4 separate regions of the Homo sapiens genome follow, and all the other regions are linked to region 3. A link is a loop called in an ENCODE intact Hi-C map of the cell type or tissue named here. Cell type or tissue: ascending aorta. All regions are shown on one strand. Links, peaks and the distances in the headings refer to the core of each region. The heading gives the core; the rest is flanking DNA. Region 1 has its middle 16 kb from the start of PRR23E. Region 2 overlaps CHCHD6 (coiled-coil-helix-coiled-coil-helix domain containing 6). Region 3 has its middle 24 kb from the start of TXNRD3. Region 4 overlaps LINC02034 (long intergenic non-protein coding RNA 2034).

Region 1 (5,819 bases), core at 614-5,613, 500 kb after region 3:
CTCACGTAAGTGCGAGCCAGCAGGTTTCCCAGGTGAATGGATGACATGAATAATTCCTTCTTCGACTCTTCTGGGCCCCAGAGAATAAGATGAAGGTGGATGATGTGTTAGAAAATTGCCATCCCTGGCATCAGGCTGATCCAGTCAAAATTCCAGCTCCTTTGTGTAACGTCCTTCCCATCTCTCTACCTCAGCATTCCCATCTGCAAGTTGGGTGCTGCACTGCACCTCTGCTGCTGGCTCAGTATCCATTCCTTCCTTCGTCCTTAGTAACAAACATTGTTTTGCAGGAGGAGCAGTAGTTGTCTCAGCAAAGGTAAGAAGAATCCCTTTGCCAGTCTTCCTTGCAACTGGGGGCAGCCTAGAACTCCCCTGGGACCCCACTAAGCCAATGGAATGTCCGTGGGGTCTTCAGGGGGCTCTGGGAAGTCAAGCCTGGCACTGGATCCTCCTTCCTCACTCACGGCCTTGAATTTGGCAACTAGAGCCAGCCTGCTGAGAGCAGAGCTAGAGGCAGCCCCTGCCTGCCTCCAGACCCCTCACTGGACGCTGCATGACCACAAGAGGCTGAAGACTCTGTGAATTGGGGTCTTCTGTTTCTTAGAGCTGAGGGCATCCCACACAAACCCAGCAATGTCACCCCCACCAGGAGCACACAGAGTGCCTACTCTGGTGCCCTGCACGGAGCAGGTGCTGGATAAATGTGTGTCCACTCGTGCCCAGCCTGGCTCACCATCCTGCTGGCCTGCACAGGTGCAAGAGAAGCAGGTGAGGCTCCATGCTGTCAGCACATGCTGCGGAACCTCTAACTGCTGCAGCCTGCCCACCAGGGCCAGCCCAGAAACATCTAGTGTGCAGTAGCATGGGAGAGAGAGCCCCAGAGAGGGAGGGTGAGGTGCTCTGTGGGCCCAGCAGCAGTCACTGGGGGTCAACCAGGGAAAGTTTGGCCTTGAGCTGGCCTGGCAGATGGCATGGCTTTGTCATGAGAAAATTCAGGGGAAGGGCAGTCCAGGAAGAAGGTCTGCAGGTAGGAAAGCCCAAGGCAGGGCTGCATACCATCCCCAGCACATGGGGCTATGGAGGGCCCATGGGAGGGCACCTTGACAGAGCAGGTTAGGGTGGGAGCAACCGGATGGTGGGCTGCATTCTGGCTTCATTCTGTCAAATGGCATCCCCACACTTCCGCCATCTGTGTGTTTTGTCAGGGTGTCATACCACCTACGCTATTGTTTACTTCATACACACTTTCAATTCAGTTCCCTTTTATAAACCTAAACAAATGTATCTATGGATCCCGACAAGAAAGCGGAAAGGCAGTACCACTTGCCATCGGAGGTACCTGAGAACACAAGCACAATGAGCGCCTGAAACAGCCAGCGAGCCAACTTGCGATTCTGCCTGCCAAGGCTCTGGCCTGACGCCGGTTTGCTCTCTATTCAAAAGGGAGATTCACACATGTTGGAGAGGTGCGAAAGACAGGCTAGAACAAGCAGAGACTTTCTGAGTGCTGGAGTGAGCAGGCTGGGAAGAGCACTGGACAGGACTCAGCACACTGATGACATGAGGCCTGATTTAATGCAGGGCAAATGTGCATCCCACGCAGAACCTATGAGCAAGAAAATATCATCGGAGAATGGGTTACTGGGGCAGACAGGGTTTGATCCACGGACGGTAAATGAAGATACAAGATTTTGTTGTTGTTGTTTATAGAGTTAGGGTCTGGCTCTGTCACCCAGGCTGGGGTGCAGTGGCATGATTATAGCTCGCTGCAGCCTCTACCTCTGGGGCTCAAGCGATCCTCCCACCTCAGCCTCCTGAGTACCTAGGACTATTGGTTTGTGCAACCACGCCTAGCTAACTAAAAAGTATTTTAGCGATGGGGTCTCATTCTGTTGCTCAGGCTGGTCTTGAATTCCTAGCCTCAAGCAATCTTCCTCCCTTAGCCTCCTGAGTCACTGGAGTTATAGGTATAAGGCACTGCATCCGGGAGAAGGTTCTTCTAAAAGGGAGAGGATGCTGGGGGGAGAACAGGAAGGGGTGAGAGTCAGGGCAGACCCCCCAAGGTATCTGTGTCCTTCTGCCACCTCGAAGGTGGGCTCTCCTTGCTAGCTGAGTGCAGATGGCCTTCAAGGTCTGCTCTTGCTAGAATTCTCTGTCTCCCCCAGTGGGAACTATTCAGGGTCATGGAAATGGAGTCTGAGGGGGTAAGAGAACTGCCTGACCCCAGAGCTTCTGACCCTCAGATCATGTCCATAGAAACTACTGCCCCCCAGCACCAATGGCTCTCCCAGTCTTTCCAAGGAGCATCAGGAGGTGCTTCTAGGATGAAGAGAGACAAAGGGTAGATTGGAGGGGCTGCAGCCCTGTGAGCTTAAGGATACCAGCCCCATGAAAAATCCTAGAATAAACAGTTACATGCACGGTTTGAAGCCAAAAGAGCCAACCACCAGGAGTTGACAGGGGCCCACTAAGAAACATTTTGATGGAAGACCGATATCATGTGCCACAAGTAGATGGTGATCAGATAAACACGAGGAGGATGAAACAATGTCATCCACTACATATCTACCCTGGTTGCTATCTGCCTCCACTTACTGCACTTTTATGAGGCTTAAAGGAGTTTTCTTCAACGCAAAGAAAAGAGACACTTCAGAGCGTATTAGTCTATTCTCATGCCGCTAATAAAGACATACCTGAGACTGCATAATTTATAAGGGAAAGAGGTTTAATTGACTCACAGTTCTGCAGGGCTGGGGAGGCCTCAGGAAACTTACGATGGCAGAAGGGGAAGCAAACACATCCTTCTTCACATGGTGGCAGCAAGGAGAAGTGCAGAGTGCAGGCAGGAAAAGCCCCTTATAAAACCATCAGAGCTCGTGAGAACTCACTCACTATCATGAAAGCAGGATGGGAAAACTACCCCCACGATTCAATTACCTCCCACTGGGTCCCTCCCATGACACGTGGGGATTATGTGAACTATAGTTCATGATGAGATTTGGGTGGGGACACAGCCAAACCATATCACAGGGTAACAGCTGACCTCACTCGAGATTCTTACGGGCAATCAAGAACAGAACAGCACTCTCAGTTATGACTGTTTTTATGAATATTTTTTTAACATTTGTTGGTAAATTCTGGCAAATGCAATAACACAGGAAACTGAAATGGGAGGTAGGACTCTTGTAAACAGCCACGTTTATCTTAGTTTAGTATACTTACATCCCTCTAAAAAATAGAAAACTAATTACAGTGAAGGGACTTCTGTAGGTGGCTGAATATAAGATAAATATATGCAAGTAAATAGCTTTCCTATAAATACAGCAGCCAGTTAAAAACTGTGACAGGCACAGAGATGTGCTGCTCAAATCCCCTTCATAGAGGGACTTCTTGCTCCACCTGCTGGGAATGTAGTCAGCAGCCTTCAGATGCCAGTCTTTTCAGGGACAGCCTCAACGGGAGATGGACAGCCTCAACAGGAGATGGCCACCCTGACCTTCCCAAGGGTGGCCTTCCCAAGGCTGTACACATCCAGTGACTGAGGGAAGCAAGGATGAAACCCCAACTGGACACCTCCAACAGGGTGTTTTAGTTCCTGGGATCCTCATGGGGTCAACTAAGGTCATCAGGCCTGCCTGGCCCATGAGCTCTCTTTTTTTTTTTTTTTTTTTGAGACGGAGTCTCGCTCTGTGGCCCAGGCGGGAGTGCAGTGGCGCAATCTCGGCTCACTGCAAGCTCCGCCTCCCGGGTTCACGCCATTCTCCTGCCTCAGCCTCCCGAGTAGCTGGGACTACAGGCGCCCACCATCACGCCCGGCTAATTTTTTTGTATTTTTAGTAGAGACGGGGTTTCACCATGTTAGCCAGGATGGTCTCGATCTCCTGACCTCGTGATCCGCCCGCCTCGGCCTCCCAAAGTGCTGGGATTACAAGCGTGAGCCACCGCGCCCAGCCCCATGAGCTCTCTTGAACTTGACCTTGACCTCTGTCTGTCCAGTCCTGCTTCCTTCTCCTCTCCCCCATAGCATTGATTCCAAGAGTCAGCTGCCTGGAGAACCCAACATAGAATAATAATGTTTTGGGAAAAATGTCCCCTTAACAATAGCAACAGAAAGTATAAAATAGCCAACAATGAAATATTAAATGAATTTCATAAAGAAAATTAAAACCAGGGGAGAGAGTCCTGCTTCAAGACAATAGGCCATCAAATGCTACAGTTGCCCTGTGATGCTTAATTTTGGTGTCAACATGACTGGGATTAGGGATACCAAGGTATCTGGTAAAGTGTTATATCTTATTTTTGGGTATATCTGTGAGGGTGTTTCCAGAAGAGATAAGCATTTGAATCAGTGAACTGAGAAAGGAAGATCCACCCTCAACAATGCTAGCAGGTACCATCCCATCCTTTGAGTGCATGGATAGATCAAAAAGACAAAGGAAAGGCAGATTCACTCTTTCTCTGTCTCTCCTTGAGCAGAGAAATCCATCTTCTTCTGCCCTCAAGCAATGTAACTCCAAGTTGTCAGGCCTTGGACTCAGACTAAATTATACCATGTCTTCCCTGGTTCTCCAGCTTGCAGATGGCATATCATGGACCTCTGAACCTCTATAATTGTGTGAGCCAATTCTCACAGTAAATCTTCTATCTATCTATCTATCTATCTATCTATCTATCTATCTATCATTTATCTCTCTATCCATCCATCCTGTTGGTTCTGTTTCTCTGGAGATCCTCGACCTTTGCTAAACCCTGGCCTGTGACATACCCCTCTCTGCACTAAATCCATACCAATAAGAAAAAATATTCAACAATTTAACAGAAAATTAACCATCCCACTTGTAAATAAGAAGGGGACTTCTTGGTAGACTTGAAACTGGGAGGAGTCCCCAAAAATGCACAGAATAGATGGGATTATATGGGAGAAAAAACTGCTGGCCGGACAAAGTAATGTCTGCAAATGTCAAATCAGCAAATGTCTAGAGATGCCCATGCTGTCTTCAACAAAGGGAGGAGCCCCTCCAGAGAGAGTTAACACATGAATCTTCAGGAATTTCTAAAAGCTATCGTTAAAACAAACAAACACTACACAATTACATTCAGAAAGATAAAGACTACTACTTCATCCATAAAACAAAGATGGGGGTTATGAAACAGAACTAAATAGAGATGGTGGAAATGAAATATATAACATTCCATGTAAAAGATTAATAGATTGGACACATTGCAGAACAATGCAGCACAAAGGAATAAATAGCTGGAGAGTATGGAAAAATGGGACATTGAGGTTTCAGGGACGTTCAATATCTATCTAGTTGGGATTCCAGAATGGATTAAATAAGAAGAAATATTTTCAAAAAGTAAAACAGAACCTCTAGAACTAAAAAATAAATTAATCTTCAAATCGAAGGCACACACTGAGCAAATCACCGTAAGACAAAAAACTGGCCACACTATGCTCACATTCCATTACACCAAGGATAAAGAATCAACCCTAATAGTTACCAATAAAGAATGTGGGCCATATATAAAAGAATAGTCAGATGAAATCAGCAAAATGAAGGCAAGAAGATAATAAAACAGCATCTTTAAAGTGCTGAGGCAAAATAACTCTGGAGTTGGAATTCTATACCCAGCCACACTGTCAACAAGGACTGATAATAAGATGAAGTATTGGAATATTAAGGTATTTGTATCAGTTTATCACCCTCACAGATCTTCACTGAAAAAATTAATAAAGGAAGTTATCCAGTAATTACAAAAATACAGTAGGAAGCTGTGGAAGCCAAGAAGCAGTGGCAGGCAGAGACACACATGGAAGG
Region 2 (5,819 bases), core at 462-5,461, 67 kb after region 3:
CAGGGATGACTAAAGAGGCTGACAGCTGGGGCTGGGGGCTGGAGAAACTGTGCAGAAGTGCTTTCTCTTCAGCCTCTTGAGGGTCCAGGCTGCCGACCTCAGCTAGGCTCCTTGGCCTCTGAGTGCCCACTGGAGCCCAAGGGAACAGAGCAGCAGGGTTCCTTGAAAATTGCACCAACTGGAGGGGTGATCTGAGCCATCTGAGAGTGGCATTGGAGCAGCAGGTGACACCGTCCCTGACTTCCTACTTTGTTCTTGAGAGAAGTCCAGGCCAGTCTGAGAGTTTTGGGGTTTCTTGTTTTGAACAGAGGTCTTACGTGGTCATATGTGAACCTAATACTGTAGGGAAACCTGATTGGATCGGTGCCATCCCTCCTGGCTCGCATCAGATGGTATGCGCTGGCAGTGAGGGCACAGGTAGTCAGAGGAAGTAGCACCACCCCTTCTGCTGCCATGCTTGCTGTACCCCTGCTCCTCTTCCTTCGGGTCAGTGCCCACCAGCCCTGCCACTCTTCTGTGTGTGGATCAAGTGGGGCAGCCCTTACAGCCCTAGGACAACCTGACAGCAGTATATTTTCCTTTTCTCTCCTGCCAGAGTGAAATTGGGCTGGTGCCTTCCCACTTCTATGCTTGCCTCTAGGATGCCAGTAGGGCTGGGGAGAGGGGAGGGTCTTGGTTATTTTAAGTCTATTTATGCAATTTATTCACATGGTTTTTGGGGAGCTACCATTCTGCTTTTTCCTTTTTGTGGAAAAATGTTTTCAATTTGTCAAGCCGATTGTGTTTGCCCTCTTGGGGAGATGCCATTGCTGGCTACTGGCAAGGTATAGAATCGAAAAGGGTTATTTGGCTGAGAAACATCAACAAGTGTTTGCCGGAGAAAAGTCCGATTCTTTCCCTTACCTTTGTCTACTTGGTGGGTGAGCCAGGGCCCTATCTCCTGTGTGTTGGCTATGAGCTGAGTGCACTTGGGTAGACCAATACATGCACCAGCTAGGAGGAGCTTTCGCTGTGAGTAATGGAAGCCCAGTTGGCAGTGGCTTAAAGTGGAAGTGTATTCTTCCCATGAACAAGACACCAGGGGCAGCCATCCCAGGTGGTTATGGTAGCTTCGTGCCTCAGAGGGATCCAATCACTTCCTGTATTTTTTTTTTCTCCCCGAGACAGAGTCTCATTCTGACACCCAGGCTGGAGTGCAGTGGTGCGATCTCAGCTCACTGCAACCTCCGCCTCCTGGGTTCAAGTGATTCTCCTGCCTCAGCCTCCCCAGTAGCTGGGACTACCGGCGTGCACCACCACACCTGGCTAATTTTTATATTTTTAGTAGAGACAGGGTTTCACCATGTTGGCCAGGCTGGGACCTCCTGTCTTTTTGACTGGCAGTCCTCAGTGCAGCTCTCCTCGTGGTGGCAGAGGGCTGCTGTGCCTTCAGCCATCACATCAATTTTCCAGTCAGGAAGAAGGAAGGGCTGAGAGCCTTGTTCTAGTGAAGTTTTATTATTTTATATGGGTGTGGGAGGGACACTCTTCCCTGGGATTCTCGTTGGCAGAACTGTGTCGCAGGGCCACCTCTAGCTGCAAAAGGGGGGCTGGGATAGTGAGCAGTTTTACCTGGACACGTGACTGCCCCAAACAAAATCAGGATTATGTTATTAAAGAAGAGGGAAGAGGGACTGGATGCTGGTCAGGTGGCGAGGGCACTTTCCATAGCCTTGTGGCTTAGCGAAGCCCAGCGTCCGGACTCTGTTACACCTGGGCTCAGATGCCCCAGGTACTGTCTCTGTGACCCTGGACCCATTATTTAACCAAGCCTCAGTTTCCTCACATGTCAAATGGCACACCTCTCCTGGAGTTGTTAGCATGCTTTCATAATATGTGAGCAAAGCCTTCAGCACATGGTCTGGCAGATGGAAGGTGGTCAATACATTCTTGCCTTTCTGTTATGCCAAATTCCCCCAAAATGCACTAGGAGAGGAGCTACACGGGTGACTAATAGAGTCTAAAGGATAGAAGTGGGTAGTGATTTTCCACCATGGCAAAAAAGGGACAGCGAACAGAGTGCTTTTGAGTGCAGGAATGCTGGCTGTTACCAGGTTGCTAATGTTCTAACCCTCCACCTGGGTTGGCTTCAGGCTTCGGAGGCCCCTGAGTACACCCCTCCCCACCAGGTAGCCTTAATTCTAAAACAGACCTTCCAGATCCCACTAGTTGTTCTTTCCTAACTCTTAAGGTTAATTTGTGCTTGGAGAGGAGATACAGCTATTCAGGGCTGCTGTCTCTGGGCTTGCATTCTTGCTGATGCCAGGACTGGCTTGTTTCACTGACCTTGGGCTTGTGAGGCTAAGTGGGTAGGGAACCCTGGGTGCTTGGCTTCCTGCCCACTTGGGTGTGTTCTTAGCAGAGTCAAGTCACTCCCTGCCCCCTACACTTGGTGGCATCTCCTCCTTCCTTATCAAATCTTGGCGAGGCTTCTCTGGAGGATTCTGGTACTCTGTTCTTGGCTAGGACTTGGGTGGCTGGGCAGGGTGGCTTAGGGGTATTGCTGAGGAGAGTAGAGGTATGTGGCAAAGCCTTTTGCATGACACGTATCAGGTAACAAAGCTCTGAGGCCGCTGGGACTAGACACACTGGGAGTGACAGTCTCTGTGGAGTGGCTTCTACTGGGAGCCTTTGCCTCTGCGCTTGTGCCCACAGGGAAGGGAGCACCTGCACATCAGCCTCGCACAGCGGGCATGGCCTGGGCAGCCTTGCTGGGAAAGTCATGACTTTCCTCTTCTTGATGCAGACTCCCTGCTCTCTCTCCTCTTCCCCTGTTGATTGGGTGCCTTCCCTAACACATACAGCCTCTGGTGTTTTTTCTGCTTGTGTGTAGTGGTTCCCAGGAGGCCTGGCAGCCCTGCCTTGCCTTGGGCCTGCTCCTTCTCTACATCTCCCCTGGCAGCAGTGGCGCTTGGTGTGCGAGTGCATCCAGGGCAGGATCCGCCCAAGAGCCTCTGTTCTTGGGGCTCCCAGGTGTCAGACAATGTTGAACACGGGGCCCATTCTCTAGCTGACTGGTTGGACATGATGTCGGCACCTTATCTTCGTGCTGACACACACTGGACATTAATAGAAATACACCGCCATGTCACATGTGTGGAATTTCAAGCAGCCGCGAGGCGGGTGCTTTCGATAGCCTATTGTGTGCTTAACCTCTTCCAAAGAGGTTTTTGATGAGAAATATGTAGGGCTGTTAACTCCAGGCAGCCTGGCATGTGGCAGGTTTTCCTTTTTTTTCCTTTCCCCTTCTTGATTGTTTGCAGTGCTTCCTTAATCTTCACTCTGGAGGAGTGGGCTTTGCCACTTCAGGACATTTTATTTAATCCGTGGCTGCACAGGCAGCGCTCTGCTGGCACCAAGGACAGCATGGTTAGCCTGGGTGCTGTGGGGCTGTGAGGTGGCCCGGGAGTACTGGGGGAGCCTCTCCTCAGCTGAGTTGTCTGGCCCTGGGTTTTTTGCCCCGATCTCAGCTTTCATGGCTGTGTACAGGGCTTTTGGGACTACTGGTTGCTTCTCTTCCGAGACAGCCTAAGCTTTTGGAGCTGTCTTTGTTTTTCTCTTCATCTCGTCTCCTTTCTCCCTCTCGGGAGCTGCTGGTGATGCCTCAGTTTCTCTAACTGAGGTCTGAAGCCCAGGAAAAGATCTTTACTCAGATGATCTGGGTCTTGGTGTGCTCTTTGTAATTGCGTGTGACTTTGCAGTTATCCTAAGAGAGACTTGTATTTGCAGCTCATTTCTACTGCTTATCTGGGATATCTCCATACACGTTCGGTTTTCCCAGCTGTAAAGTGAGATGATAGTGCAACTCATAAGGTTAGTATGGGGTTTCAGTGAGATAAAATTAAGTGCCTAGGAGAATGTCTAGACTGCAGTAAGCTCTCAACAGAAATTATGTACCTAAACATTTTCTTAGTGAGGCTAAAGGTGAAAAGCATTCATGGCCACTGGCTTCTGGATCATGTTTCTCAGTCTTCCTACTAGTAAGGCTGGTCTTTAACCTTATTCCAATTGCCATTTTACTTCTGATGGCACTTTGTATATCAGAAATCTGCTTTACCTCCATCTTGGATTTCATCATGACTCAATTCTCATGGCCCATCAGGTCTCGTGGTGTGACATGTCTCCCTGCCCACAGGGTCTGTACTGACAGCTAGATATATCCAGCACCCTCCTTCCCTTCATTTCCAGAGACTTCCTCCATGCCCATGTTGCTGGATTCCAGCCTTGGGTGAACCCCACCAACTGCTTTCTCTGCATCTGGGCCTGGGCTCCTGGGGGCCGCTAGAGGCTGGATGGTTGGGTTCTCATGCAGTTCGTGCTCTCTGACCTCCTGGGCGTTACCCTCTCTGCTGCTGCCTTGCCGTCCTCTTGCTGCGCTCCAGCAGCACCCTCCTGTGCCCTCCCCACATCCACTTGTGAGTTCTCTCCATCCTGGCCTCACCGCCCTCTCCTCCTTGCTTCCTCTCCTCTTAAAAGGGGCCTCTCTGCCAGTGACCTGGATCCTGGATCTAGCTCCTCCCCTCCTCTTAGAGCCTGCTCTGTTACTTCCCCACTTTCTCCTCAGATATCCCTGTCTAAAACCAATAGACCTTTCCCAAGCAGCTACTCTGGTTGCCTCCTGGCTCTTCCCTTTCCTTGCCATAGAGTGTCTTGGAATCACAGTGGTAGTCATAATCTTTCTTCTCAAACTCATTACAATTTGGCGTGATCTCAGAAATTACCATGATTGGCTGGGTGCAGTGGCTCACGCCTGTAATCCCAGCACTTTGGGAAGCCAAGGCGGATGGATCACCTGAGGTCAGGAATTCGAGACCAGCCTGGGCAACATGGTGAAACCCCATCTCTACTAAAAATACAAAAATTAGCTGGGCGTGGTGGTGGGCGCTGGTAATCTCAGCCACTTGGGAGGTTGAGATAGGAGACTTGCTTGAACCCGGGAGGCGGAGGTGGCGGTGAGCCGAGATTGTGCCACTGCACTCTAGCCTGGGCAACAGAGTGAGACTACATCTCCAAAAAAAAAAAAAAAAAGAAAGAAAAGAAATTACCATGATCTTCTTTCCAACAAATCTGATAACTTTCCTTCTTCACATTTCCTTCAAGGGGTATTTATCACCAAGTAGCTACTCTTCCTTTAAATGTCCCTTCTGTGAGCCTCTGTGCCTTAGCTATCCTGCCCCCTTTCTGCATGCTCCATCCATCCATTCAAGACATGTTCCCTGAGCAGGGCTGCAGCCCGGGCTGGGCTGGCCATCCAGAAGTGACCCGATCCTGACCCTACTGGAGCCCCTGGTCCAGTTGGAGAAACAGATGTCAAACAAGTAACTATTACCAGCTGAGATAAGCATACTGCTGCAGAGAGAGAGAGAGTGATAGTGATGCCCTAATTTAGATTGAGGTCAGCTAATGCTTCTCTGAGGAGTGGACATGTGAGCCGCGACCTAGAGGGTAAGTGGGAAGGAGACAAAGAATGAGGAGGGGGAGCTCTGCAGTTTGTGGGGAGTGTGCCCCGGCCTGGGTGGTAGAGAGTTCAGTGAGTGAATGCAGCTGCCAGCAAGAAGGGTGTGAACAGTGGGTGGGGACTCATGGGCATGGCAGGAAACTGGGTTTGAGAAGCAGCAGGGAGCATGTGAAAGGTTTTCATAGAGATTCTGGGGAAGATGGCAGAGTGGGCAAGAGCAGAGGCAGGGGAATCAACAGGACTCCCAAGGGCCCTTCAGAGAGATCATGGTGACCCAGACAAAGGACAGTGACAGTATCTGGGGGAAGAATTATGTGGAGAA
Region 3 (5,819 bases), core at 321-5,320:
TAAAATAATAATATAATAATAGAAGACAATTTCCCAGAACTGAAGCACCTGGGTCTTCAGTTTGAAGGGAACTCAAATGCCCAGCATAATGAATAAAAAAAGGCCCATGGGACATCAGCACAAAATTCCAGAATATCAAGAATAGTGGAAATATCCTACAAGCTTCCAAAATAGGTGGATGCAGGGAAGGGACATTTTGGCATCAGCTGCCTCATCAGGTACTCAGGCTGCCAGAAGAAAGTGAGGACTGTCTCCAAATTTCTGGGGGAAAGGAATTTTGAACCTATACATCTAGGACAAGCCAATGTTTAAAGGCAAATAGATCTTTTCAGATCTGAAAGGACTCAAGGTTGACCTTGCACACATTTTGAGAAATTATTTGGGGTTTCTCTCCACCAAAAAGGGGATGCACCTTGAGGAAGGGCTCCAAGAAGAAAGTGAGTCCATCCCAGAAGGATAAGGAGTAGCAGTCCTTGGGTGACAGCCAAATAGCAGTTAGAGAGTGACTGATCCAAAGAGAAGGAGCGAATTGTCCAGGAACAAACCAGAGACTATAGAGCAGCCTCTCCTCCTTGGTGGGGGGAGTTTGCCCAGCAGAGCCTATCCTCAGCTTATTTCCAGGGTCTGCAAGGGTGACTTTCCAGCAGGCTGCCTTCCCAACACCCAGCCCCCAAGGGCAGATGGTGGAGAAATAACCCACAGACATGTAACTACCCAGATGGATGACCTTGATCAGGTCCAGGAACAGAAGAATGAAGGAAGAAGCAGAAGAAAGGAGGTGAGCAGGGGTACCAGTTAGCTGTTGCTGTGTGACAAAACACCCCAAGGCTCAGTAGGTTCAAATAACAACCGTGTAGTACTGCTCATGAGTCTGTGGGCTGGCAGGATGCTTCTGATCATCTGAGCCGGACTCAGCAGGGCTCACTTGGGTATCAGCTACACATCAGCATCTGGGATGGCTCCGCTGCTGCTGAGTGGTATCTTTCTGAGTGGCTAGCAGGCTAGCCCAGAGATCTGAAAGGAAGAGGAAGCATGCAATGGCTGTTACAGCCTAGCCTCAGAACCTGAATCCCCTTACTTCTGCCACATTCTGTGCACCAAAGTGAGTCACAGGCCAGCTCAGATCCAAGGGCTGAGAAATGCACTCTGCATCTTCTCAGGAGTTACTGCACAGTCACCGGGCTGAGGACACATATGCAAGGAGGGCTGCAAAACCATGGCCACTGTTGTAAACAACCTACCATGGGGACGGAAAATAAGGATTTTTTAAAGGTAGCAAAAAGTTACTTCTCTTACCACGTGGGATCTCTTTTCTTTTCTTTCCTTTATTTTTGTTCAAGACAGAGTCTCACTCTGTTGTCCAGCCTGGAGTGCAGTGATGCAATCACAGCTCGTTGGTGCCTCAAACTCCTGGGCTCAAGCAATCTTCCCACCTCAGCCTTCCAAGTAGCTAGAACTACAGGTACATGCTACTGCAACTGTCTGATTCTTTTTTTGTAGAGACAGGGTCTCACTATGTTGCCTAGACTGGTCTAGAACCCCTGGCCTTAAGCCATCCTTCTGTCTCAGCCTCCCAAAGCACTAGGATTATAAGCATGAGCCACTGCACCCAGCCAGATCTTTTTTTCCTCTGTGACCCGGGCAGAAATGGACCATTTTCCAGATGAGAAATCTAGACCTTCTGTGTGGTGCAGACATTGCCGTGTTCATTTCCCTATATTCCACATATAACGAAGTCTCTGGGTGGTCCCAGGCTGGAATCCAGTACATCGCTGGAGCAGAGCATTGGACGGGAAACTCTCCCACTGTGGCACGTGGTGGCAGCCGAGGTCTCCAACTGAGGCTGTCAAGGGAAGGAAGAGCTAGCTCCCCACCCGCGCCCGCTTCTTTGCTGAAGTTGATCTTTCCAGAAACCAAGCATGGAGGTTCTGAGGGTAATGGAAGTGCCTGCTCAGGCGGAAACTTAGAATTATGCCAGCTGCTCCCTTGGCTGCAAATGGAGACCTTAAGTCACCTTGGAACAGACTCGCCTTATTATCTCTGGAATCTCCTTAAATTGTATAAATGCAAGGCAGGCCGTCACTGCTTTTTTTGAGAAAGGGTGCAGATTGACCCTCGCTTTCTCTGACTTGGAAATGTCTGCCCTTCCAAAGAATCCTTAATACACAACGTCAGGGAGAAGGGGGTGGCAAATTCACCCAACGGCCAAGAGCCTGCCAGAAAAAAGGGATTTGGGACTCTGTTCCCTTCTTTTATTGGAGCCAGAGGCTCTCAGAGAGGCCCCCGGCGGGAAGGGTGGCCAGGCCCCAGAGTGTACCTCTCTGCAAGAGAAGGACAGAGTCTGGCTGGGGGTGGCCTGAGCAGCCGTGCAGCCTCGGGTTCTTAAACAGGGTGTGGCAGAGGCTCAGGCCCTGTGAGCAGCCAGGCATTCAAAGAGCTGTCGGCTTAGAGCCTCCCGGAAACACCTGCCTCTGGGGTTCTTGAACAACTTGCGCGGCCGGGAAGCTTGTACGCCCAAGATGCAGGATGCCTGTTAATCGGAGCAAGCGGGAGGACGAAAGGAAACCATGTGGCAGGAGATGGGCCCCTCTGTGTGCGCAGCTGGACTCGGCCCTTTGCTCGGATCCTAGCACTCATGACAGCTGGCCTCACGAAGAGGTCCTCTGGTTGGCCTCTGCCTCTCCGATTCCCGCACCCCTTAGAGCTAAGGCCTCTGGCACTCCTCTCTACGACCCCACGGTCCTTTCTCTGCACCACCCCACGGTCCTTTCTCTGCACCGCCCCCACCCCATCCCTGGGCACAGGGCCTGGCATCAGTAGAGGATTCTTGCGCGAATTCGGTGCACGCCGAAACATTCTACAGAACCCATTTCCACTTTCAGCTGCGTGGGCCCGGCAGGAACGCGCTCTTCCTCGCGGGCCAGGCAGGCAGCCCCTTGGGCTGGACGCAGGTACCTCCCCACAGGGCTTCTCAGAGCGCCAGATCGCAGCATGCACTTCTGAAGGCGGCCGCGAGGTGGCACTGCGGCTTCTTGGGAAACAGACAATGCGAGGTCTCCTTTCAGAGGATCTGGCCTGGGCTGCCCACTGACCCGCGCAGGCGACGGGGACGGGGCACGTGCCTCCCAGGCACTGTCAGTCGGCCACCCACAGGGACCCAGCACCTCCAGGGCCGGCCAGTCCTGCCCAGAGTGGTTCCCAGGGGAGCTGTGTTCCAGCTCGGTGCCTCCACCTCCAGGTCTTGATTTCCTCTTAAAATAAGGAGGATGACACAGATTACAAGGCAATGAATAAGAACACACTCTATGAACTATAAAGCCGGGCAGAAATGCCTGCTGTGGATGCAGGGATGAAGAGGGACAGGAGAACCCAACGCTGCTCTTAAGGAATGTCCTGGGGGCACGACTAAAACTCACCATGGGCCGAAGGCAGGGTGAGGCTTCGGAAGTGTGAGAGGCTCCGAAGGCATCCTCCTAAAAGGGAACCATAGAAACTAACAAAGCTAAGCGCTTTGCAGCTGGAACTCATTGAAGCCTCACATCTGCCTCTGATTCTCTGTAGATTCTCTACCTTAATTATCCCTATTTTACAGAAACTAAGGCCCAGGGAAGCTGTGACCTGGGGGAGCCCTCATGTTAGTGAGTGGGCAGGAGGGATGCAGAACTGGAAGTGGGGAGAGGCACTGGAGGGAGATGGGATGGAGTGAGAGAGGGCAGGAAGGTGAGAAGGATGCCTGCAGGAGGGAAGCAGGGGCAGCATGGGGCCCTCGGCAGCCCACAGCTTCTTTCCTTCTCCTCCCAGGAACTCCATCAAGGTCCCATAAAACTGGGGCCGGCACATTGGCCTCTCAGATTTGGTTACTATTCACTTGCAGAAACCACGTAACCTATAAGAATGCATTTTATTCCTCCACGGCAAAGGTATTGTCTGCTGGTAAAAGCTGCAGAGTAGTAGTTATTGGAGGTGCAACCGGTTTCTGCAAGTTCTGATATCTGGAGACAGATCAGAAACTAGGAGTCACTGGGAGCTGAGTAACTTGATTATTCCACTTCATGTGGTTTCAATTATACATTTATTTATCTCACAGCATTATTTGTGCTTCTCATCCTTCAAACGTGATGTGTGGAGCAGCTGAGAATTTTCCGAGAGGAGATCTGAGTGTGCTTCTTCCTGCCTGTCTTCCTTCCTTTTTAATGAATACAATAATTAGTGGCTAAATAAAATTCGCCCACAGGATAGGTGCATACAACTGCTTCATGAATTGGCAGATGACAGTAACGGGCAGCAAGCCTGGAAAACCTATCACACAGGCTCAGAGCACCTCTTTTGTCAACTTATGACGAAGAACATCTATAGGCTCAGGAAAGAAAATTCAGCAGCCAGGGAGTGTGGATGAATTTCTTAGGTCTGGCAGACAAGATGTTTATGTCACACACAGGACTGAAATTCTAAGCCGCAAAGATATCAAGCCTGGGCTTGGAGGAAGATCTGGAGTTTTCTTCATTTACAAAGTCTGTGAATCCTGGATTATCCCACACTTATCCAAGACACAGGGAAGCAAAAGACACAAGGCTTTTCTTATGAAAAGCAGAACAAGGAAGACTTGGGAGTCCAACAAGTGAGGTTCCAAGACCCAGCCTGCAGGAGTACGGCTAGGGCTGGAAGTTGTTGCCCATCCCACCAAGACTTGTAGGCCAACCCAGTGTATCCACACTCAGTCTCTCAATGGCAACCACTGATCTTTTTTTCTGTCCCCATAGTTTTGCCTTTCCCAGAATGTCATAGAGTTGAAATCATCCAGCCATGCTCTGGGATAATTCTTCTGTTATAATCTTCAGATTGTCAATTTCATTTTCAGCTATATTCAGTCAATTTATCAGCACATCTATTGAGATTGTTTTTCCTAATTTGGCAATCAAGCATTTAATACCTTTTTTTAAAAAACAATAGAGACAGTGGTTCGCTATGTTGCCATCTCTTCTGATACTCTTCCTCAGCCCCCTTGGGCCCCTGGTCCTCCAGGGACCACTTATGCTGCAGCATCTCTGCAGGTCACCCTCTCTCTCAGCAAACGCTGACCTTTCCTTTTGCATTCCAGGCTCTGACATGCATAGCATGTGGATTTTAATTTCAGGAATCCATAGCTAAGTTTTTTTTTGGAGGGGACACTGGCCAGACACAGATGCAAACAGGCACAAAATTGTGCCAGCCCCATGGTGGTTTGTGGGGGATTTGGGGACTTTGGGGGACCCAGTCTTCTAGCTCTATTTGCAATGCAAACACAAGGTTTCTACCTAAAGGGTATTGTTTAGTGGGGCTGACAGAGGTTACAGGAGGGATGGTAAAAGTCCCCCAGCCGCCAAGTGGGGTGGTCCCTGTTCTGATGCAGGATTCTGATAGTGACCTTGAATACAGAGGAGGTGACCCTCTCCTTGCTCCTCACCTTGGTCAGCCACACCAACAACTGCTCAAAGTGCATAGGGTATACAGAGGTCTTTCCTCAACAATCTGCGCCATTTGGCCAAGTAGGCAACTAGAATGACCACTGAAAACTCAGAGGAAGAGTGCCAATTTATAGCTCTCATTATAGTGTAATGTTATTTCCTTAAAAGTTTGTGCACACATTTAATGAACTCATAAAACTTAAACTATCAGAGTCTTGTGGTGAGGAGGCAGGGTACTGTTCTTGTAACTTCACATTCTAGCAGCTCTGGGTTGAAGCCACCCCTGCAGGGCTGGGAGCTGGGGGCAGGTGTGTGAGTGACTCCCCCAGGGGGCTCTTCCCAGGCCAGGTGCCCAGACAGTTTCCCCATCTGGGC
Region 4 (5,819 bases), core at 573-5,572, 860 kb after region 3:
GCATATTGACCAGATGCAGTGGCTCATGCCTGTGATCCCAGCACTTTGGGAGGCCAAGGCAGGAGGATTGCTTGAGCCCAGGAGTTTGAGACCAGTCTGGGCAACATGGGGAGACCCTGTCTCTACAAAACATTAAAAAAAAATTAGCCAGAATAGTGGTGTGCACCTGTGGTCCCAGCTACTTGGGAGGCTGAGGTGGGAGGATCACTTAGGCCCAGGAGTTGGAGGCTGCAGAGTCGTGCTCACACCACTGCATTCCAGCCTGGGCGACAGAGTGAGACCCCACCTCAAAAAACAAAAAACAGGGGTATTTTGCAGGCAGCATCTAAAGGCCCAGCTGCTGGCTTGGCTGTGGCCTTTGAGAAAATGAGCACAGTCAAGATGGAAGTACAGATGTGGGCAGGCCCTGTTCCAGCCTCCAGATGTTTCCATCCTAGCACTGGTAAGGATGAACTCATTTGTTGAAGGGGGAAGTCATGTGCTCCAGGAGGGCAAGGGAATGGGGCATTGTTGAATCCTGCCTTATCCCTGAGCCCCCACAACTAGAGAAATACGAGTAACACCAGTGGAAAGGCTGCCTTCCTTCCATACCTGTGGCCACTAGGTGCTCTCAGCCCTGCTGCAGGCTAAGGGCGTGGCCACCCCCTGCCCAGGTAGCCTACAAGGAGGTTTGTGCCAAGCCCAGAGCCAGAGCAAGAGCTGGCTCTGCCTGGAGGAGCTCATGCGAGTTGAGGAGATAAGGCACAAAATAATTAGTGAGCAGAGTGTATAATTAAGCGCTAAATTGTGTGTTTCAGACTCACTGAGCTGTGGGAGTGTGAGGTGGGGGAGTCACACCAGGCTGGAGTGGCTGGGTGAGGCAGCTTCTGCAGGTTGGGGGCACGACTAAGGGGGGCAGCCCAGAGAAGGGACAAGGTTCCAGGTGGGGGCAAGGCAATGGGGCGAGGGGTGGCAGGAGCACAGTGAGGTGCAGAGAAAGGGAAGAGAGCGGCCATCAGTGTGATGGGGTCTGCAGGTTGGGGCCCCAAGACTGCATTGGGTAAGCAGTGGATCCCAGCACCTTGTGATACGCTGGGCCTCATGTACCACATCTGTGAAATGGGGATGCTGGATGTATTCCATGGGCAAGTCTGTGTACAGGTCCAGCCCAGGGTCTGGTACATGGGGACACCCAAGCAGACAGACAGGCAGGCACATAGACAGAGGGGACAGGCAGACAGACGGGAGGAGCCAGGTGGTCAGACAGATGTTCAGACATAGATGGGCCAGACAGACAAGCAAGAGAAGTTCAAATAGACAGCTGGATTCCTGTGTCCCAGCACCTGGCCCTTCCACAGCCCTGACCAGAGCAGGTCCTACCCACCCTCATCCTGCTCTGAGAGGCGGAAAGCCTGGGGCTACCAGGTGGCCCCGAGACTGAGGGCTCTGCGTGGTAGGGTGTCCTTGTTGCAGCATTCAGGAGCTGGGATTCTGGGAGAGCTGGGCTGACTTCAGGCTTTGGGGGCCAGGGCCCAAAAGTTCAAAAGGGCCCAAGAAGATGGAAGGCAGGGATGAGCATGGGTGGCCCTGGGCTGGAAGGAAACCAGGAGGCAGAACCATGAGGGACACATGCAACCTGGCCAGGCTGGGCCCCGGGCGGTCAGGCCAGACACAGGAGAAGGGCAGCATGTCACTAGCATGGCAAAGGATCCCAGCGGCACAGGAGGCTTCCCCTTGGCAGTGCTGTGTTTGCTGCCTGGCTTAATGTGCCGCCGCCTGTTAAACAAATATTGTGACAGGCCCACTCCATACACTCAGGGACGGCGGCGGCACTGGCTGTCACCAAGGGTGGCCAGTAACGCGGGCACTCTGCACCACGCAACCTCTCCTTCCAACTCAGAGCAAGCCTGCTGCCTAAACAAACACAGGGCTTGGCCACCACCAAACACACCCAGAGGAGACACAGGAGTGGGGCCCAGCCTGACTCCAGCACTCCTGCCCCACACATGCAGGCAGGAGGAGGCAGCCCCACAGGCCCCTCTGCCCCACCTGGCACGGACACATCCAGCCAGCAAACACTGAGCATCTGTCACGTGTGGAGCACTGTCCTGGAAACAGGGAAAAGGGCGGAGCTCCCACCTAACAGAGGAGGCTGGCCACGGACAGAAGGAAATACAGCATGCCTGGCGACAATACAGAGCCAGGAGAAAAGCCACAGGTAGAGCATGACAGGTGTTAAAGCAAACTAAAAATGGCCTGAGAAGGACTTCATACTTCTATATGTTAGTCCTTGTGGATGAACTGTAACCTAACTTAATAGGTAGACAAAATTGGAAAAACTGTGTTCAAATAAGGCAAACGCCAACCTATAACCAATCCAGCTGTTTCTGTACCTGAATGCCGATTTCTTTACGTCATTTTCCTATTTTCGTCTATAAATCTTCTTCCGCCATGTATCTGCGCTGGAGTCTCTGTGACTCTTCTGTGATTCTGCGGGCTGCCCGATTCCTGAATCGTTCATTGCTCAATTAAACTTCTTTAAATTTAATTCAACTAAAGTTTTTCTTTTATCACAGGGCAGTCAGGGAAAGCCTCCTGGAGACTTGGGCAAGAGACCCAAAGGAAGTGAAGGGGCGGGCAAGATGGGAGAAGAGCATCTGGAACAGCATGTGCAGAGACCCAGGGCCAGGGCTGTCACTGGCATGTTCCGGGGCTGGTAAGGAGCTGGGTGTGGTGGAAGCGGACTGTGCACCAGGAGAGGGGACCATGAGGCAGAGAGGTCCCCGGCACTCCGTGCAGGCCTCTAGGCCATTGTTGGACTGTTTCCTCTGAGCAGGTCATGGAGTGCGTGGAACAGAGGAGGGAGGGACGGGACCTGACTTTGGGTTTAGGAGGGGGGTCCCTCTGGCTGCTATGGGGCAGGAGCAGAAGCAGCAAGGCCAGCAAGGAGGCTGCGGCAACAGCTCAGGAGTGGTGGGGCGGGTGGCCCACACCACGGTGGGAACAGAGCCGGAGCGGGAGGTCAGATTCTGGGTGTATTTTGGAGGTGGAGGTGGCAGGGTTTCCTCACAGGCCGGATGTGAGGCGTGAGGGAAAGAGAAGAGACGGGGCAGAATGTGCTCATTCACTCATTTGTTCATTCATCCTACATTCACTTTGTCTTTTTGACTAGGTGGGCAGGGAGTGTGGCAGCATTGATGAGAGTAGCTTTGTGGTAACACTCCTCTTAAACATCAAATACGCAGCCTCAGCCACACAACCAAGGAGGAAGCCGCTCTTCCAAGAGTCTCCCATCCTTCTGTCCCTCCTCCTCCAGCCTGAACCCCTGCCCAGAGCACAGGGACAGCAGGGCTCCAGAGCTTCTGACCTGCCTGGGGTGGGGGCAGGCCAGGGAAGGGTTGTGGACCATGGCCACCTGTGAACCCAGTCCTGGAGGGATGCTGGGCAAAGATGAGGCACAGGGCGAAGGTCGGAGGCAGCGGCATGCTGGCCCTTGTGCAGCGGGGCAAGGTCTGGGGCACCGAGCGGCCTCACGCACCTGGCTGGAGGCTCAACTGTCCTGAGGCCGGGCAGCCACTGCAGGATTGTAAGCGGGAGCAATTTTGTTTAAGACATCGCCCTCTGGTGGCCATGTGCAAGGTGGCCTGGAGAGACAGCCCTGGGAGGGCTGTGGCCCCAGCTAAGGCAGGAGGAGGGCTCAATCAGCCATCTGTCACCTCACCACAAAGAGGACAGAAGGCCCTGTGCCCCCTCCCACCCAGACCCTCACACTGCCACTGTGTGCTGAGCCTGTCCCTGCCCCACTGTTCCCTCAGCCCTGGTCCCAACCTCACTGTGACCTTGGGCAATTTCCAACCCTCACAGCCTCCATGGAAGAGCAGGGCCCCAGGGTCTCTCAGCCAGAAGATCTACCAGTCCTAAATCCACACTTCTTTTTGCAGAGCCCAGCAAAACTGGGCAAGACAGGCCTGCACCCCTCAGGAGGGCTGTGTCTACCGTGGTAGTACAGCTGAGCGGCCTGATTTCAGCATTTTTAAACAAAGCCTCCAGATGGACTTTGTCTGCCTGCTGGGGAGGGCTGGGCAGCTGCTGCACTCAGGGACTTTCCTCTAATTGGATCCCCTGGAAAGGAGAACAGCCCCAATCCCAGCCAGCCCATCCATCCATCCATTCATTCATTCCTTGAGAACCCATCATGTGAATCAGGGCCCTGAGCTGGGGTCTGGGTGAGCAGGAAGAGGAAGGGCTGCACAGATGGCGCACACACTTGGGCGGGGAGACCCACGGTCCTAGGCAGGCAGGGATCCGAAGCATCATGAGGAAGGCAGAGATCCAAAGCATCATGCAGGAGGCAGAGTTAAGCAGGGTGGAGCGACCGAGCAAGTGCTTCTCCGAGGAGGTAACATTTAAGCTGAGGCCTGAATGGAAAAATGGAGCCAGCCACACCACAGTCTGGGGAGGTGCTCCCAGAGGAGGGGACTGCAAGTGCAAAGGCCAAGAGACCAGTAGGAATGGGGGCTGTTTAAGGACCAGCACCGGAGAAGGGGGAGGTCAGGATTTCAGCGGGTGCCTCTCAGGCAGGGCCTGTGTCTGTGGCAGGAATAATCTATATTTTACACCATGTGCGCTCGGAGGAGGCTGCTTCAAGCCTGCTGGAGCCGCTCCCTCTGCTGTGGTGGGGACTAATGATACCACTCGTCTGTGCACAGCCGCTTTATTATTACTTATTGGCCCACATGATCCTCCACCAGGAGGAACTGTTAGGCTTATTTAATGGATCAGGAAACTGAGGTTCCGAACAAGAAGCAGAGCTGGATTTGAGCAGAAACAGCCATTCCAGCTGAATTCAGCCCTTAGAACTAGTTTGTTTTACCTGTATAGCTTTGAAAATTTGAATCCGTTGCCAACTCTACAACATTGGGAGCCTTCACGTCGAAGATGTTTTGGCTTTCGGCATCTCTTCAACAGTCTGTGGCACTGGCTATGGCAGTGTGAGCCCTGGCTCTGCACGGGGTTGTCTGCAGATGCCCCTTCAAACCAGAGGTCACAGCCCCCACTCTCCGAATCCCATGCCCCTCTGGTGTCCTGCCCTGCTCCCCCAGCACCTGAGTTTGCCACCTGGGCCACCTCTGCTTGAGGTGGGCTTGAGCCCACCTGCTGTGGTGAGCCCGTCTTGCTTAGCTGACAAGGGACACATACACTAGAGAGTCTCTGAGGGAACAAACAATCCTCCCGCACCACTCCCCACCCCGATTCCACGACTGTCTCCTCAGTTTCCTGCCACCAGACCTGAGACTCCCAACTGCAACTTTCAAGATGTGAATGAATTCAGAGACCCTAAGAGCCAGAGACCATGGATGGGGCTATCCTCCAAGGGGAAACTGAGGCCAGTGGGGTTCGGGGCCGGCCAGCTAGTCACTCCTGGGGCTTCTGGAGACATGCTGTGAAGAAGCACATTCTTCCCTTCACCTTGGGGCTCGGAGCCCCAGCTCTGCCTCCATTTAGCTGTGACACTTGGGCAGCAGGCCTCAGTTTCCCCAACTGTTCACTGACAGAATCACTGTGAAGTTCATGGGGGCTTCTCGGCTCACGTACCCATTGTCTCAGGAGAGGAGCAGCTTGTCTCTCTGGGTTCAAACTCAGCCTCCACTTTTAGCTATGTAACCTTGGGCAGGTAGCTTAATCTCTCTGAAGCTTGGCTTCTTCATCCAAAAAAGGAGACGCATTATTGGGATTATTATGAGATTCCAGGAGATGATTCAAGAAAAGCCCTTAGCACAGAGCAAGTGCTCAGCAAATGTGAGCAAGAGCAGGGAGTTGTGAGCTGACCCGTGTCCCCT

What was found. Hi-C counts contacts between places; a loop is a spot of excess contacts. Peaks named below come from ENCODE experiments on the same cell type or tissue, not always from the same donor. Only the 100,000 strongest peaks of a DNase experiment are listed, where the experiment ranks them.
Region 1: it touches region 3 in a loop (9-fold over the local background); 33 of 110 quality-filtered maps call a loop at or near these places.
Region 2: a loop joins it to region 3, with 5 times the contacts of the local background. A loop is called at or near these places in 29 of 110 quality-filtered maps.
Region 4: a loop joins it to region 3, with 10 times the contacts of the local background. A loop is called at or near these places in 94 of 110 quality-filtered maps.

The regions. Positions count from the first base shown.
Region 1 is chr3:127,174,028-127,179,846 of GRCh38, forward strand. No RefSeq gene overlaps it. Among named protein-coding and RNA genes, the nearest start is that of PRR23E, 16 kb to the right of the region's middle. In ascending aorta, for the core only: a CTCF peak has its summit at 3,406 (motif pointing left); no DNase peak of the experiment used is centred there.
Region 2 is chr3:126,743,546-126,749,364 of GRCh38, forward strand. The region is part of intron 4 of CHCHD6 (coiled-coil-helix-coiled-coil-helix domain containing 6); the gene reads left to right. Among named protein-coding and RNA genes, the nearest start is that of CHCHD6, 42 kb to the left of the region's middle. RefSeq lists enhancers at 2,801-3,500, 2,961-3,255. In ascending aorta, for the core only: a CTCF peak has its summit at 3,111; a DNase peak (open chromatin) is centred at 3,107; H3K4me3 peaks cover 1,345 bases; H3K27ac peaks cover 2,435 bases.
Region 3 is chr3:126,676,404-126,682,222 of GRCh38, forward strand. No RefSeq gene overlaps it. Among named protein-coding and RNA genes, the nearest start is that of TXNRD3, 24 kb to the left of the region's middle. RefSeq lists enhancers at 2,472-3,078, 2,594-2,693. In ascending aorta, for the core only: a CTCF peak has its summit at 3,010 (motif pointing right); a DNase peak (open chromatin) is centred at 3,018; H3K4me3 peaks cover 782 bases; H3K27ac peaks cover 854 bases.
Region 4 is chr3:127,540,829-127,546,647 of GRCh38, forward strand. It overlaps LINC02034 (long intergenic non-protein coding RNA 2034), which reads left to right. Exons shown (of 7, transcript XR_007096067.1): 6 at 2,556-2,695. Among named protein-coding and RNA genes, the nearest start is that of LINC01471, 6.0 kb to the left of the region's middle. In ascending aorta, for the core only: a CTCF peak has its summit at 3,616 (motif pointing left); DNase peaks (open chromatin) are centred at 1,966 and 3,603.